5 separate regions of the Homo sapiens genome follow, and regions 2, 3, 4 and 5 are each linked to region 1. Evidence: chromatin contacts called from ENCODE Hi-C or POLR2A ChIA-PET data. All regions are on one chromosome and are shown on one strand. The core of a region is the stretch at or near the end of the contact, and the rest is flanking DNA. Distances in the headings are between cores, read along the strand shown.

What was found. Hi-C counts contacts between places; a loop is a spot of excess contacts on that map. ChIA-PET counts read pairs that join two places held with the same protein, here RNA polymerase II (POLR2A). Pooled maps may share reads with other maps.
Region 2: a loop to region 1 is called in a map of CD8-positive, alpha-beta T cell, with 8 times the contacts of the local background. The contact joins the promoter of SSX2IP here to the promoter of ODF2L in region 1. A Hi-C loop is called at or near these places in 3 of 168 maps with a recorded cell type or tissue (CD4-positive, alpha-beta memory T cell, CD8-positive, alpha-beta T cell and naive thymus-derived CD4-positive, alpha-beta T cell) and 12 of 50 pooled maps. POLR2A ChIA-PET finds 5 or more read pairs at or near these places in 1 of 52 experiments (Panc1).
Region 3: a map of ascending aorta shows a loop between it and region 1 (4-fold over the local background). The contact joins the enhancer-like site here to the promoter of ODF2L in region 1. A Hi-C loop is called at or near these places in 2 of 168 maps with a recorded cell type or tissue (ascending aorta and naive thymus-derived CD4-positive, alpha-beta T cell) and 10 of 50 pooled maps.
Region 4: a loop to region 1 is called in a map of CD4-positive, alpha-beta memory T cell, with 14 times the contacts of the local background. The contact joins the enhancer-like site here to the promoter of ODF2L in region 1. A Hi-C loop is called at or near these places in 2 of 168 maps with a recorded cell type or tissue (CD4-positive, alpha-beta memory T cell and naive thymus-derived CD4-positive, alpha-beta T cell) and 7 of 50 pooled maps.
Region 5: a loop to region 1 is called in a pooled map, with 3 times the contacts of the local background. The contact joins the promoter of MCOLN2 here to the promoter of ODF2L in region 1. A Hi-C loop is called at or near these places in 2 of 37 single-sample maps with no recorded cell type and 5 of 50 pooled maps.

What each region holds. Positions count from the first base shown.
Region 1 is chr1:86,394,979-86,397,753 of GRCh38, reverse strand. It overlaps ODF2L (outer dense fiber of sperm tails 2 like), which reads left to right and starts at 1,431. Exons shown (of 17, transcript NM_001366781.1): 1 at 1,431-1,721. RefSeq lists an enhancer at 1,457-1,506.
Region 2 is chr1:84,689,011-84,691,785 of GRCh38, reverse strand. SSX2IP (SSX family member 2 interacting protein) reads left to right here and starts at 1,325. Exons shown (of 14, transcript NM_001166293.2): 1 at 1,325-1,415. RefSeq lists a silencer at 1,114-1,873.
Region 3 is chr1:87,954,817-87,957,591 of GRCh38, reverse strand. No RefSeq gene overlaps it. Among named protein-coding and RNA genes, the nearest start is that of LINC01773, 50 kb to the right of the region's middle. Within about 2 kb of position 1,416, at least 2 of the 41 ENCODE cell types and tissues checked have a DNase peak (open chromatin) inside an H3K27ac peak, as active enhancers do.
Region 4 is chr1:84,853,184-84,855,958 of GRCh38, reverse strand. The region is part of intron 2 of LPAR3 (lysophosphatidic acid receptor 3); the gene reads left to right. Among named protein-coding and RNA genes, the nearest start is that of LPAR3, 39 kb to the left of the region's middle. RefSeq lists an enhancer at 1,287-1,536. Within about 2 kb of position 1,443, at least 6 of the 41 ENCODE cell types and tissues checked have a DNase peak (open chromatin) inside an H3K27ac peak, as active enhancers do.
Region 5 is chr1:84,995,748-84,998,522 of GRCh38, reverse strand. MCOLN2 (mucolipin TRP cation channel 2) reads left to right here and starts at 1,410. Exons shown (of 14, transcript NM_153259.4): 1 at 1,410-1,727. The coding sequence starts at 1,651. RefSeq lists an enhancer at 1-547 and silencers at 1,118-1,407, 2,018-2,067.

The DNA of each region.
Region 1 (2,775 bases), core at 182-2,681:
TTTATTCTATTTCATTGCCTGCTATTTTTACATTCTAGTCCCCATTTGTTGCCATGAAGATAGAAATCACAATTTCTACCCAACACTGTAGTGTTGCATCCTGCACACAAACGTACTTTAGTGAGCTCATATGTTTATGTTTATGTATCATCTATGGCTTTTCTTGGTAAGACAATGGCAGAGTTAAATAGTATCACAGAGACCATATGACCTGCAAAACCTATTAATAAAATATTATCTGGCTGTATGAGCACATTTTCATACTGCTATAAAGAATTGCCTGAGACTGGGTAATTTATAAAGGAAAGGGGTTTAATTGACTCACAGTTCAGCGTCGCTGGGGAGGCCTCAGGAAACTTACAATCATGACGGAAGGTGAAGGGGAAGCAGGACACCTTCTTCGTTAAGGAGAAGTGCCCAGTGGAGGGGAAAGAGCCCCTTACAAAACCATCAGATAGCTTGAGAACTCACTAGCATGGGGGTAAACGGCCCCCATGATTCCATTACCTTCATCTGGTCTCTCTCTTGACACGTGGGGATTATGGAACTGCCCCCATGATTCAATTACCTTCACCTGGTTTCTCTCTTGACACGTGGGGATTATGGGGATTACAATTCAAGATGGGATGTGGTCGGGGACTCAGAGCCTAACCATATCACTGGCCCTTTACTAAAAAATTTACTAATTCTGTCTCCCGCTTTAAATTATGAAAGGGACAATTACAGTACTGGTGGAAAAACATTGCTGGAGTGCTTTAGTGAAACCAATTATTTAGGTAGCAGCATGCCACGGTTATGGCTTAGTTGACAGTTACTCTACTTGTGAACTTCATAGGTTGGTGTACGATTCTTAACATGAATATTAAGTAGAGGCATTGAATGAAGATATTTTTCCAATTAAAATCTTGCTTTGCTTCTTCAGGACTTTATAAACCAGACCAGCTGGCTGTGGCACAGATACGAAAGACTTTGAGACCCTGAAGGCACCTTGCAGAACATCCTCAGGCTTCCTCATTTAACAGGAAAAAACCTGAGGCCCAGGGAGGCATCTCAGCTAAAAATACTACTATACATTTAAAAGGAGGTTTCTTCCGGTCGCAGTTGCCTTCACGTTTTCAAATCTTCTCTTTAAAAAGCAAAAGCAGGGCACAACCAGGCCAAGCGCCAGAAAACTCGGAATTGGCTTTATTTCCTTTTTTTCTAGTTGGGCTCGGTTATGATTTTCGGTAACGTACACAAATGCTGTCCTTGTCCATAAACAAACGCTTAAAAAAAAATGTTTACCCGAGAAACAAGGATAGACACGAAGCTGCCCTCCCTGCCCCGTTCCTCACCCTCTCCAATAGCTATAGGCGCTGCCCGCCGTCCCTAACCCGGACCAATCGGCAGCCTGCTGCGGGCCTGACGGGAGGGGTGGGGCCGCCGTTGCCAGAGAAGCCACTAGCCGGTTACTAGCTGCGCTTTTGTTCCACTTGAGCGGGCACTCTTCTGCGGCAAGCAGGTCTAGGAATTCGCCTGGTTCCCACCTCGCGTCCCTTGCCTTCCTTCCTAGTCTACCCACTGTAGTGCCCCCTGCGTCCCGCTCCCTCCTAGCCGACTCAGAGCACAAGAAGGATTGCCACGGTTTCCATTGCAGCAGCCGTGGCGCCTCTGACCCTTTTTTTATATCGCGGCGACGGCGGGCTGTCGTCACGACGACGTGCGGACGCAGCGGCGGGGGCGTAAGTACGCCTTTTGGGTTGGGGGCGACTTTGTGGGGAGCCTAGCTGCTGCTGGGCGTTTACCGCGGGAGCCCTTAGCGGTCTGGAGGTGAGGGCAGTGGTGGGTCCCGGAAGTAAAAGGCCCTCGCGCCCACCCAGCCCCCTCCGCGCAAACCCTCCACCTCCCTCAGGCTGACTACCTGGCCTGGGAAAAGGGCGGCGAGACTCACTCTTAGGAAGGGTGTGGTCCCCGGGACATCAGGGCAAATGTTAGCGTGAGGTGGGCTTGTGCAGAACGAAGTCCTGACCGGGCCGTTCCTGGATATGGTTGCATTTCTTTCAGAAATAGTGACCTCTTAATCATTGGGCTGGTTTTTAATCGCCCATCATGTGATATATCAGATTGTAGGAAGCCCTGGGGGCTTCGTAAGTGAGGTATATTACAGGAATCCTCAGGAAATAATTCCTTCTCCAGGATTCCTCTAGGTTCCAGCCCCTATAGGCGACCCCTGTAGTGCGGGATTGACCTAGGGTCGTGGAGAGTGCTAAAGGCCGACTTGTGTTCAGTCCCAGCTCTGCCACTGAACCCGCTGTGTGGCCTTGTCTAGGTCACTGAACCTTCCTGGATTCCTTACTGATAACTGTAACAGTAATCATCACTTTGGGGTGGTTGTAATACGAGATTAAGTAAACGCAGGGCCATTAAGGTGGCACCGAATGTAGGTGGTTAGTGAGTGGTGGTGCTTGTTGTTTACTGAGAATAACCATACTGGGGCTGCTGTTGGGGATAAAATCTATTTCGAAGACAGTTTCCTCATCACGCAACGCATAGTACGGTTTCAAGTGTTTTTGAATGAATGAGGTTCTTGGAGTTTTAAGTGCAACTGAGTTAAGGTTAAAGAAACAAACCGGGCCGGGCGCGGTGGCTCACGCCTGTAATCCCAGCACTTTGGGAGGCCGAGGCGGGCGGATCACGAGGTTAGGAGATCGAGACCATCCTGGCCAACACGGTGAAACCCCGTCTCTACTAAAACAAATACAAAAAGTTATCCGGGCGTGGTGGCGGGCGCCCGTA
Region 2 (2,775 bases), core at 76-2,575, 1.7 Mb after region 1:
TTTATTCAGGCAGATCTTATTCCTTTCCCGGGGTTGCTGAGGTCAGAGCTAAACTTCCCAGAGCTCAACTAAGCTTGGTTCAAACCTTTTAAAAATGTAACTGTTAATGGTAACGCCACCTGGGCTCAACAGCAGCTAGACGGGCCTCTGATTGCTTGGCCAAAGGAAAAGAGGAGGATTTCGTTGGGCCCTGAAGTTGTCACCGTGGCGTGCTTCTTCTGGCCCTGATCTTTCATCCAGGATTGGGGATACGTGCATGCAAACTGGGAGGTGGACATTCCTCCCGCTCTTGTTTTTCAGTGTTAGCATCTTCACTCATACTGTTTTGGTTTCAAAGTGCTCTCAGGAGTCTCCTTAAAACACCAAACCTGTTTTTCGCCTTTTGAATAAATCCCTTGGCTTCACCAAAACTAAACAAAACAAAAATCAAAGAACATCTTTGTGTAACCTATATGCCTGTGATTTCTCCATCTGATCTCCTTTCTCTGGCCTCTTTTCTTTTCTTCCCCAGTGAATTTTAGGCTGCCATGAAACCAGGGAGGAGACAGCCTGACCCTGGCCACGGGTGCAGCAGGCATACATTTTCATCGCACATACTTTGTCGAGTGGGTGTAAGACATTTTTGCATAAACTGAGTTCACGAATGCTATTTCTTAGTCTTTCCTTTGCCCGCGGTCTTCTGCCCAGATCCATTTCTTCGCCCTAATTTTACATATAACTTTCTCCCGGCTGGATTGTTTGCATCCACGACTCCCGACGCTTGAACCTCCCGTTCCTTGGACCTGACCTAATTCTAGGTGCCCGCAGTTTATTTCTCCACTTTGGCAAACGCACGTGGCTCTCCTGGAAGCTTCACTTTTGCTGCTAGGCTGGGTGTTGGGGTTCAGTGGGGCTCGGAAAACGTGCTCTAAAGTAGCCACGACCCCGGTCCCTGCAGAGTCCCGGCCCCCACAGAGCCCCGGCCCCGGACGCTGCAGGCGTCAGAAGGGGGCGGGGAGCAGAAAACGGCCGGGTGAATCACTGGGCGTAACAGGTGCCGCAGCCGCAGCTGCGCCCGCAGCGCGCGCGGACCGCAGGGATAAGGTCTTCTTTTTCTCCGGGTTTTTTTGGAGGTAAGGAGGAGACTACCGAGGCCCCCACCCGACCAATGCAGGCCACGGTTGTTCATCGCCTAGCAACTGGCGGAGCCAATGGGAGGCGGCGGGGCCTGCGGCGCCGGCGCGCGGGGGCGGGGTGGGAACCTCGGAAACCTGCGGAGGCCGGGAGGCGGCTGCAAGGGGCGGGGAAGGCGGGAGCCCGCAGCGGAGGAGGGGCCGCGGGCGGGAGGCGCTGCGAGGCGCTGCTGGCCCTCGGGCTGCGGGAGCCGGGCTAGGACGCCGAGCGGTGACTCCCCGCCGCTCCCGGGGGCCGTGACGGTGAGCAGCAGCGCCTCGCGTCGGGGATTGTGACGCGCCCCGCCAGGGAGGGGCGGGCGGGGGTGGGCGCCGGCAAGGGGCGGGCGCGCGCGGAGGTGAGAGCCGGCACCTGGCTCAGCGCCCCGTTGTTCGGCGGGAGGCTCCGCGCGGCTGTTGGGGCCGTTGCAGGGTGCGGGCGAGCGTCGACCCGGGCCGCTCCTGGAGGAGGAGGTGGGAGGTAGGTGCTGGCCCCGGGACCGCTCTCGCTGGCGTTCGCGGAGCTGCGCCTGCGGAGCGCTCTGACCCGGGGAGCCCCAAACCCTCTCTGGGATGGAGCAAGGTTGGCGCCCGGCGTTGGGGGACGAGCAGCGCGGGGACGTGGGGGAGGAGGGGATGGCCGATTTGGGGCTGCAGAGTCTCAGCAGCGGCCGTGGGGCATGCGGGGTTTGGCGATTTGCTAGTGCAGCCGCAAGAGGCAGTCTTTAAAACGAGTTATTGGGTGGCCGCTGCAGTGGAAGAGAACCCCGATAGTGGTCTAGTAAAAAGTCTAGGGGAAGAATTTACATCATCCAAGAGGCAGGCATGTGTGAAAATACTTTGGTTTATAATTTTATCATGAAAATACTTTGGTTTAGAATTTTATAGTCAACGACAGTAAACTGAATTGTGAGCTCCCTGCACATTTTTTGAGCCTATGCTGATTGCCCAGTTAGGCATATCGCTTGGGCCCAGGACATAGAATATACTAATTTGCTGTCTGCACGTATAATGTAGGAATTTTTAGATTATTACCCAGTTTCAGGACCCATAGTTGTAAATGCCAAACTGCGATTACTAGCAACGCTGATAAAGTTCTTGAATCTGAGAGAATTGAGATTTCTCTTTTCTGGACGCTGTAATAGGTTGAGGATTAGAAAAGAAGGTGATTTAGAAGTGTAAGGGTGGAGGCTTCTTGAACTTCCTGGGCTTTCTAACAATTCAGATTAGAGTCAAGGTGTAGAGTTAGCTGTGGGTGATGGATGTCATGGACCTTTTCATGGTTCATGGGGGTTTGGCTTACTGTGGGGTAGAAGAAAATTCTGGTGATCCTACAGTTTGATCCTGAACTAGAAAGGTTGGTATGAGTTGACTCATTTAGGAGAGTGAATAAAATTTGTAAAGAATTAGAAATTTGGAGAGGAAAGAAATGCCTTTAAAGTTCACGTCAAGCTATTTTGAAATTTAGAAGTTAGAGGTAGATTTATGAATTTGGATCCAGTCGGCAAAACTTGATCCATCAGATCTCTTATCCTAAAACTATCAACCTACAGGCTTAGGAAGCTTAGGTTATTCATTCACACTAAACAAGTAAGGAAAGCTAATAGCTAATTTAACACTCTGT
Region 3 (2,775 bases), core at 167-2,666, 1.6 Mb before region 1:
GGAGAGTTGCTGGGGAGAGGCAGCGTGGCCTAGCAGGCTGAGTAATGGACGGGTAACTCAGAGTTGGGAGTTCTCATTTTCATCACCTGGTTAGTCTACAGTGGGAGCCAAGCCTGTACCCACAAGACTCTAAGACAAGGAAGCAACTTGTTTCGAAAATACATACATGTATGATATAAAATATCTTTTCCAACAATTGAGGAGTTTTAATTTTCTATAAGTACCATTGGCATCATGTAGGTCCAGTCTCAATTTTCCCCATAGGCAAAATATATTTTTAAAGGCCAGTCTTTCTGTAAATAACTATATTGAGAGGCAGCACAATGCTTAATAAGATACCTGTAGATGCTCACCAATGTCCTTTTTAACATGTGGAAACTGTCCAGAAAGTTTAAATGTATTGGAATAAATCAGTGGTGTAATTTCCTTTCCTCTTATTTTTGGCCATCAATAATACTAGTATATATTGTTATCCGAGCTTTGCCAACTTCAATTTTTCTCTTGAAAAGGAGAATCCTCTAAGCAAGATGTTGCTTTTAAGTGTTCTAATGTAATTTTTTCAAACATGAACCAAATGCTGGTGCCCAGCAGAGCTTGTCCACATCATGCCTGGATTCCAATTGCATAGCTTTCCTTCATTTTCATTTGTTTGCTCCTACCCTATCCAAACACATTAATTTGTGGTTCAGATAATGTATTCCATATGTTTAATTAGCCATTACATGAAATGTGGGAAGGTGGGACTTTTAAAATGCATTCTCCATTTCTCCCAGTTTCCTGACTGTTAACTCACATTCTCTGATGGTGTTTGTTTGTTTGTTTAATTATTTTCACAATAAAGAATCTGTCTCCAACAAAAGTAATTACTTCAAGTTGTAGATTTTCTTTGGATAATACAAATTTAGTTTGTTCTATACAGTTAAATTAATTCTGCCCTATCTTGTATACAACATATGTGATGTAGTCATTGCTCAATAAATAAATACTCATAATAAAATATAACTTAAATAGACTAGTATTAAGGAGTTCTCCTTTATAAAGTTTCTGGATTTCTAAAGTGCATTTCAATGTCCGTAAATTTCCAATTTTTTTCTAAGTAGTTTGCTTGGTGAAATACTAATTTATTGACAGATGTCAAATTTATCTCAAGTATGTCCTACTGATGTCAAAAAAATGACCAGCACTGCATTTGGCATATATTCAGAAATTCTTAACTCTTCCTAATTGATTAACGGTAATAACGGCCCCTGGAATGCCCCCACCGAGTCTGTAGCTAGCCTCACAGTGATTCACTATGGCGTCACTGGGAGAGATGAAGCCCAGGGCTGCAGTGGTGCCAGTTCATGCCTTTTCAGTGAGAAGGCATTCAGGTTACACAGAGTGTTAATCTGGCCACAAAATGGGAGACGGCTAAGTCTGCCTGGAATGTCTGGCTGCTGGTTGGCAGACGCAGCCCTTTTTTCACCTTGGATCTGCTGGGCTAAGGATGCTTTCATAGTAATTTTCCAATGTCTTCCTTGATCAGTGGACTGCAGCATTTTGTCATTTTGCAGATTTTGTTTTCTTCATGGGTTATTACTTCCACTGAACTGCACTTAACATCTATTAGCTTAGGTCTCCAGAAGATCAAAGTCCCTCTGTATCTGATTATTCTGCTCTTTGCAATTTGTGTCTCCCCCTCACCCTATCCCCTCCCCACCAATGCAGAAGGCTTGCACGTTTACAGATTTGGTTTCAGTGCTTTCCCCAAATCGTTTATAGACATAAAAGCATCATAAATGGGACATCGTGTCTCCGGAAAGAAAATAAGAGAGAAAAAGTGAAGACAGCAATAGTTATTCTTGTATTATTTCCATCTCAAAATGAATCTTTTAAAACTCATGTTTAAATATTTCCCTTTTTGAAATGAGATGGGTGAGGGAGTGAGGAAGAAGTACTAATGTCACAGAATTATGCTAATGTTATAGAAACAAAATTCCTGTTGAGATTTATTCTCTTTACTAAATCACTCTACCCCACTCCCACTTTTCCAAAGCCCTGTCCCATCTCCTTACATTTTAGTTTAAAATATTTGCATTGTCTTTTTTAGGAACCGGTCCACAAGGCCAACATTCCATTCATTTTATGGTTTATTGTTAAGGTAACCTTAATAAGTAGGTTCTGATGGAAGATTTTATTCCCTTTCTGAACTTTTAGTAAATGATAATCATTCTCTAAATTTGGTCTCACCGCTGTGATGTACCAAAGATCCTCTATCAAACGTCGACCCTGTCTCATCAATAGGCCAAAGCTGGCCCCATCAAGGCATTTGCACCGGCCCTAGAAAGAATATTTTTAGACGCTACATAAGAGGCCCAGTGTACATCTATCAGCAGACTTGAAGTGGGTGCTTGTAAGTTGAGACAGGTATTAGAAACTCAAACTATGTTTGGCAGCTAAAAAAAAAAAAAAAAAAAAATTAAGGAAATTGGAATCTGAAGAGAAATAAAGACCCAGAGCCTTTTTTGCAAGGATATTTCCTCATCAGAAATACTCAACACTATTCTCTATGGTGAATAAAGAAGCCAAAGCAAGAAAGGAGAGAGAGAGAAAGAGAGAGAGAGAGAGAACGTGTGAGCTACAGCAGGACTTCCCAAACCTGAATCTGTGTGCAGATCACTTAGGGACCTTGTTGAAATGAAGACTATGATCCAGCAGGTCTGGAGTGGGATCTGAGAGTCTAAAATTAAATTGCTCACCAGTGATTCAGATGCTGCTGGGCCCAAGACCACATTT
Region 4 (2,775 bases), core at 194-2,693, 1.5 Mb after region 1:
AGAAAATCCCTCATATGGCACTCCATCCCACTTGTTCAAATGCCATCTTGACACCTCTTCCAACACCACATTTCCAGGAGTCTGTCTTCTTTCTTCTGTCTCTGCCATATGTAGCCATTTGTTACCTCAAGTCTGGCTCTTGGTTCTTTCTTTTCCCCCCACGCCACTGTTTCAGACACCTCCCTTGGCAGTCAGTTTAGAAGTGCTTTTCCCAAATCAGTGTTCTTGTTTCCAATGTAACCACTGCCCTGCCCTCTTACTTCTTCCATTTCCTCTGGTCCAGACCCCTTCAGTTCCATTACACCAAATGCACTCAGCTTCTTTTATTCCCCTCTCATGCCCCCTTCTTCAGAACTTCTGGCTTTTCTTCTTTTTAGAAAACTGAAACCTTCCTCTTAAGCTGAAACAAACAATTATTGAATATTTTCTGAGTGCAAGGTGGAGAAACATTTCTCAAATTTGACCTCTTTGAAAAGAAGGTATAGGGAGAGGTTCCAGTACCCAACTACATCCAACCCTCCTGCCAACACCCAGCCTCCTGGAAGGTTTCATGTTCCAGAACTCAGGAACACCCTCTCTTAGGGCTTTGATTTCTGCCAAAGGAGAAATGTGGTCATCGTCTGTGACTCAGGCGTCATATCACTGGGCTAATTCAACATCTGGAATAGTATGGTGTGTGCTGGCCAATGGTAGAATTTTATCAAATTCCATGTTAACATTGTACTTCGAAAATTTCAGCTGGGGACTACTATGTTCATTGTGTATCTATGGCAAACATGTTGGGTGGGAACTGGGAGTAAAGGGTGTTTGCTGGAATTATGCCCTGTCGTGGACCTAGGGATCAACACAGAAGCTGGGATAAGGGGTAAGGGAACCAAGAGTTATTGGCAGGAGTCATCTTCCCTCCTGCACTGACAGTTGTCCCTCCAGCCCAGCCACCTGCTCTCCCTCACCACCAGATTGTTGTTAACTCTGCAGAGTATGTGGCGGAAAGATCCCATTACCTCAAAGAATCAATACTGTTGAGAGATTTGACCAAGTTCACTTTGTAAATTACTGCAGCATTGTGGCTGCAGCTCTGGACCTTCTAGTTCCTGCTTCTTCTAGTGGGTCCCAACTTCTTGCCTTGGCAAAATATACCTGTCCTTGGATGCCTGAGTGACAGTGAATCACAACAGGCGTTGTTTTCATCAAGTCAGAGAATTTACTGCTCAGTGGTGAACCTATTTTATTCTTTATGTTTTTTTCTGCATTTTATATTTTCTCATCATAAACATTTATTGACTACCTTGCTAGGTTTTAGGCAGTGTACTAACTATGAGACATGGCCTCTACCCTGAAGGCACTGTGAATCTGTGCTTGCTCTAGTGGTTTATGGTTGTCAGGAAATGACCAAGATTTATGAGTCAACGGTTGTGTCACATGAGAGATAGATGACATGGAGGCAGACCTGTTCTGTGTGGCTTTTCCTGTGTGTGACTAATAGAGAACCCTATTTCCAGGCTTATTTGAGGAAATGAGAAATGTACTCAAAAAAGATAACTGAAGGCACAAAGAAATATACATAAGGGCTGAATGAGGGGGCCTAGGCTGAAAAAATGCTGTGGGCTTGGATGGTCCATGGAGGCCTCTTTGAGAAGGTAGAATATAAGCCTGATTTCAGTGTAACAGGTGGAGAGGAAAGGGGAAGGCATTGCAGATAGGAGGAAAGGCAGGGTGGGAGACAGGTATACATATGTCTAGGGAGGCCATGCCAGGGCCGTGGGTAGAAAGGGGAGACTGGGCAGACTGATTTCTGGAATAAGGAGTTTGAATAGTAATGACAATCTGGTTTGAGAGACATAAGGGAGCCAGAGACTGGAAGGCCTTGGATCCTAGGGTCCTGTGGACTTCATTGTCAGATATCTAAGAGAGACTAGGCAGATAACATGGGTATATGAATTGGGTCTGGAGTGGATATAAGGAAATAGGGAGGGGTGGTGCCTGTGGCTAACTAGACAGATCATGCCCTGTGTAAAGACAATCAGTTTCATTTTTTGTTAAAAGACCATGCAGGCCCAATTAAATAGGCCTGTGGCCAGTCTTCAGCCCACAGCTGAACTGCCTCATCTGGCAAGAAAGAGCCCATGTAGGATCTTGAGTGTTGAGAAGGTGGGAGTTGCAAAATGCAAAGCAGGGTTTTAGAAAGATGAGAGGTGGGTTGGAGAGGGAGAGATCACTTAGGAGACAATAGGAGAGTCCCCAGGATCTGGGGATGGGAGGTAGCTCAGATGCCAGAGAGAGGCAGAGCTGGTCCATCATGGTAGATGTTGTAGGAAGGCACATTTGTCAGCAGCAGCTAGAAGGCCCATCGGGGCTGCAGGGGAGGAGAAGAGAAGCAGGCCAGTGGGGCGTGAGCTTATGGAAATCTGGCAGGAGGCAGAGAGAGAAGAAGCAGGAAGAGGGATCCATCATGGGAACTAAAATTCAGAGGCAGGGTCAGGCAAGAGCAACACTTAATCAAGCCTTGCCACTTTCCCCAAGGTCTTTGAGCTTTGCCCTGTCTCATTCCCCAGCTGACCTCCCAATCTTTGCTTTCTTCATCTGGCATGAACTCCCTTAATTTCCCTTCCTTCATATCTGAGTCCACCTGCACAGGTCACATCCTTACCATCCTAGCTTTTCACTAGGGCTCATTCCTTCCAGCCAGGAGCTGGGGGATCCACGAGCCTACTCTTGTCCTTATTCTTGCTTTCCTATGAGCTTGATCGTTCAAAAATGTAAGCCCTGACCTTA
Region 5 (2,775 bases), core at 161-2,660, 1.4 Mb after region 1:
GGCCACGTCCAAACTACCAAGCTAACATCACTAGGAGCCGAACACGGCTTTTGGTCATGTACTGACGACTCTCATCTCTAAGATTCACGAACGGCGACCGATTGTCTGTTCGATTTCCCACAGGCGTCTTCCTTTCGTGCACCAAGAGGGAAAAGCAACGGCGGCTGCAGCAGGGCGCTGGGGTTACGAGTCCAGCCCTGGGGCCGTGCGCCCTCCCTCCGCGCCCGCCGGGCCACGCTGACGCTCCCTCCCGGCTCCCTGCCTTTCATCCCGACGCGGGCGCAGGGCAACTCGCTTTTCCTATTCCTTGCGCGCCGGTCGCACTTTCTAACATCTCAGAAATATGGCCCTTGTCACAGACTTTCATGATCGTGCACTTTAGAGAAAAGCCAGAATGAATGAACTTGTCAGTTTAATGTGAAGTCCTCAAGGGAAAGGACCATGTCTTTGTCATCCCAGAGACCACAGTACCCAACGGTCGGCTTGGCTCTCAGTGAGTGTTTCCCTAAGCATCAAAACAGGAATGACCAAAGCAACGGACAAATTAATGCATGTGGAAACAAGAAATGAATGCATGAGAGAGTGAAGAAAAGAAGGGGCCAGGCGCAGCGGCTTACACCTGTAATCCTAGCACTTTGGGAGGCGGAGGCAGGAGAATCGCTTGGGTCCAGGAGTTCAAGACTGCAGTCAGCAGTGATCGCAGGTCAGGCGACAGAGTGAGACCCGGTCTCACCACCACCCCCCCGAAAAAGGCAGGAACCCCAGAGGGCCGGGAGTGCCAGGTGCGGCCGCCCGGGAGCGGTGTGGAGGGTGCGTGGGCCACTTTGCCGCAGGGCCCACCGCCCGGGTCCCTCTGTAAGGCGCTTCTCCGGCAGACACCCCGAGCCAAAGCGGGCCGTACCGCAGCGTTGGGCACTTGGGTGGAGAGTGCAAGGGCGGCGGGCCTGCGCCCAGACAGGTGTAGCCGTCCCACGCTAGGTGTCCTCCTGCCGCTCCCTGGCCGCGCCATGCCTCGAGGCATGGAGGTGCTGGACCTGCCGGTGTGCAACCGCGCCTCGGGCCTGTCCTGGGGGCCGCACCACAGGTCAGTGCCCCACGGCGCCCTTGGCGTGCCCCACGCCTCCCTGGGGGCCCCACCGCCGCCCCCTTTTGGGACTGCTTACTTCCTCGGCTCTTCTCGCGCGCGCCTCGGTTCCATCCCCTACGGCCCCCACCCCGCCTCCGCGTCGCCGACCCCCTTCTCCGGGAGCGCGGGGAGGCTGGTCCGCTGAAGCGTGGAATAAGTCCCCTAGGACCCCAACTGGGGAAGCTCCGGTCCCCGGTAGGAGGCGGCGGGGCGGGGCGGGGCGGGGCAGCCCCTTGGGGGCGGGGCGGGAGCGCCTGGCCACGCGCCGCATCCTGCAGGGTGCACACAGAGCCGCCTTTCAGCCGCCCGAGAACTGCCCGCCGCACTCCACGACTGCGGCGCCTGCTCTCGGGCCGGGGTCTGCGCGCACCACGCGGCCGGCAGAAAGGGTAAGAGAAGGGAACCCCGCTTTGCAGGGCTCCAACTTCGGCGGACGCGTTACGGCGAGGGCGAAATGAGTCGGCCGTGAACGGTGTTTCCTGTTCCGAATCCCGAGAGCCCTGGAAAGTTTTGAAGGAGGAGGCATGGCCCGGCAGCCTTATCGTTTTCCCCAGGCAAGGATTCCGGAGAGAGGATCAGGTGTTTTCAGGTTAACCGTCAGGTGAGGAGTCTGGGCTTCATCTTTCAGGATGCTGGACTGGAGAAATCTTCCTAAAGTCGATGGCTTTACTTTCGTAGACTAGAGCTTGCTTGCTGCCTTGGGAATGCTTATATTAACTGCTTGCAGTTAGTTAAATAAGGCTAGGCTGTGCCTTCCAGAACAAACAGGCCTTTCCCTCAGGTGGGAGGGTTGTAGTGTGGCTAACCCCAGTTCCTCGGCCTTTATGAAAAGGCGCACAGTTCAGCCGGTTGGCGCTGCCAGCGGGCCCCTCCTCCGTGGTCAAACCTCCAGCCACCCCAGCACAGTTGAGCCAAAGTTGTGAGTACAAACAGACCTTGGCTCCCCCGTTTCCTGCTCTCCAAACATATATATATATATATATATATATATATATATATATATGAAATATATACGTATGTGTAAGTGTGTGTGTCTCTGGTTGAACGGTACTTGTGGGAAACAAAATTGTGTGTCATTGTAAACTGAGAATGGAAGAAAAGGTTAGTAAGAGAAAGGTGGGAGAGGTTTCTTATGGGTGTCAGGATGTAGACTCTGATATTTTATGTAGAGGGAACCAACTACGTAGTTCTCCCCAGAAATGGGATGTGGGTTTCACTCTCAGGAGCTGCTCATCACCTTTGTGATGTGCTAACCAAAATCGCACAACTTTTGGGAAATTTGATAGCTTTCCCCTATTGAGTCAGAAGTTTCTTGAGACTTTAGCCTGTCTTCCTCTTCATACCTTAAGAGGAGTCAAACTCCCGTTGCCGTGAACTTTCCACAGGCACACCCTTCTCCTTTAGAAAACCGTTCATAGGTCAGTTTCTGTGGCCGGAACTCTAAAAACGACACATTTTCCATACAGAGGCCATCATAATACCAATTTTATTTAACCTCCTGTAATAAAAAATGAGTGAATCCTAATAAAGTGTTTGAGGTAGCCACATTCTTTTCTGTGAAGGAGGAACATATCAAAAGTGTTTTTTTTTAAAAAAATAGAGTAATAGATATAAAATATTTTAATGAAGCAAGTGAGAAGAACTGAGAG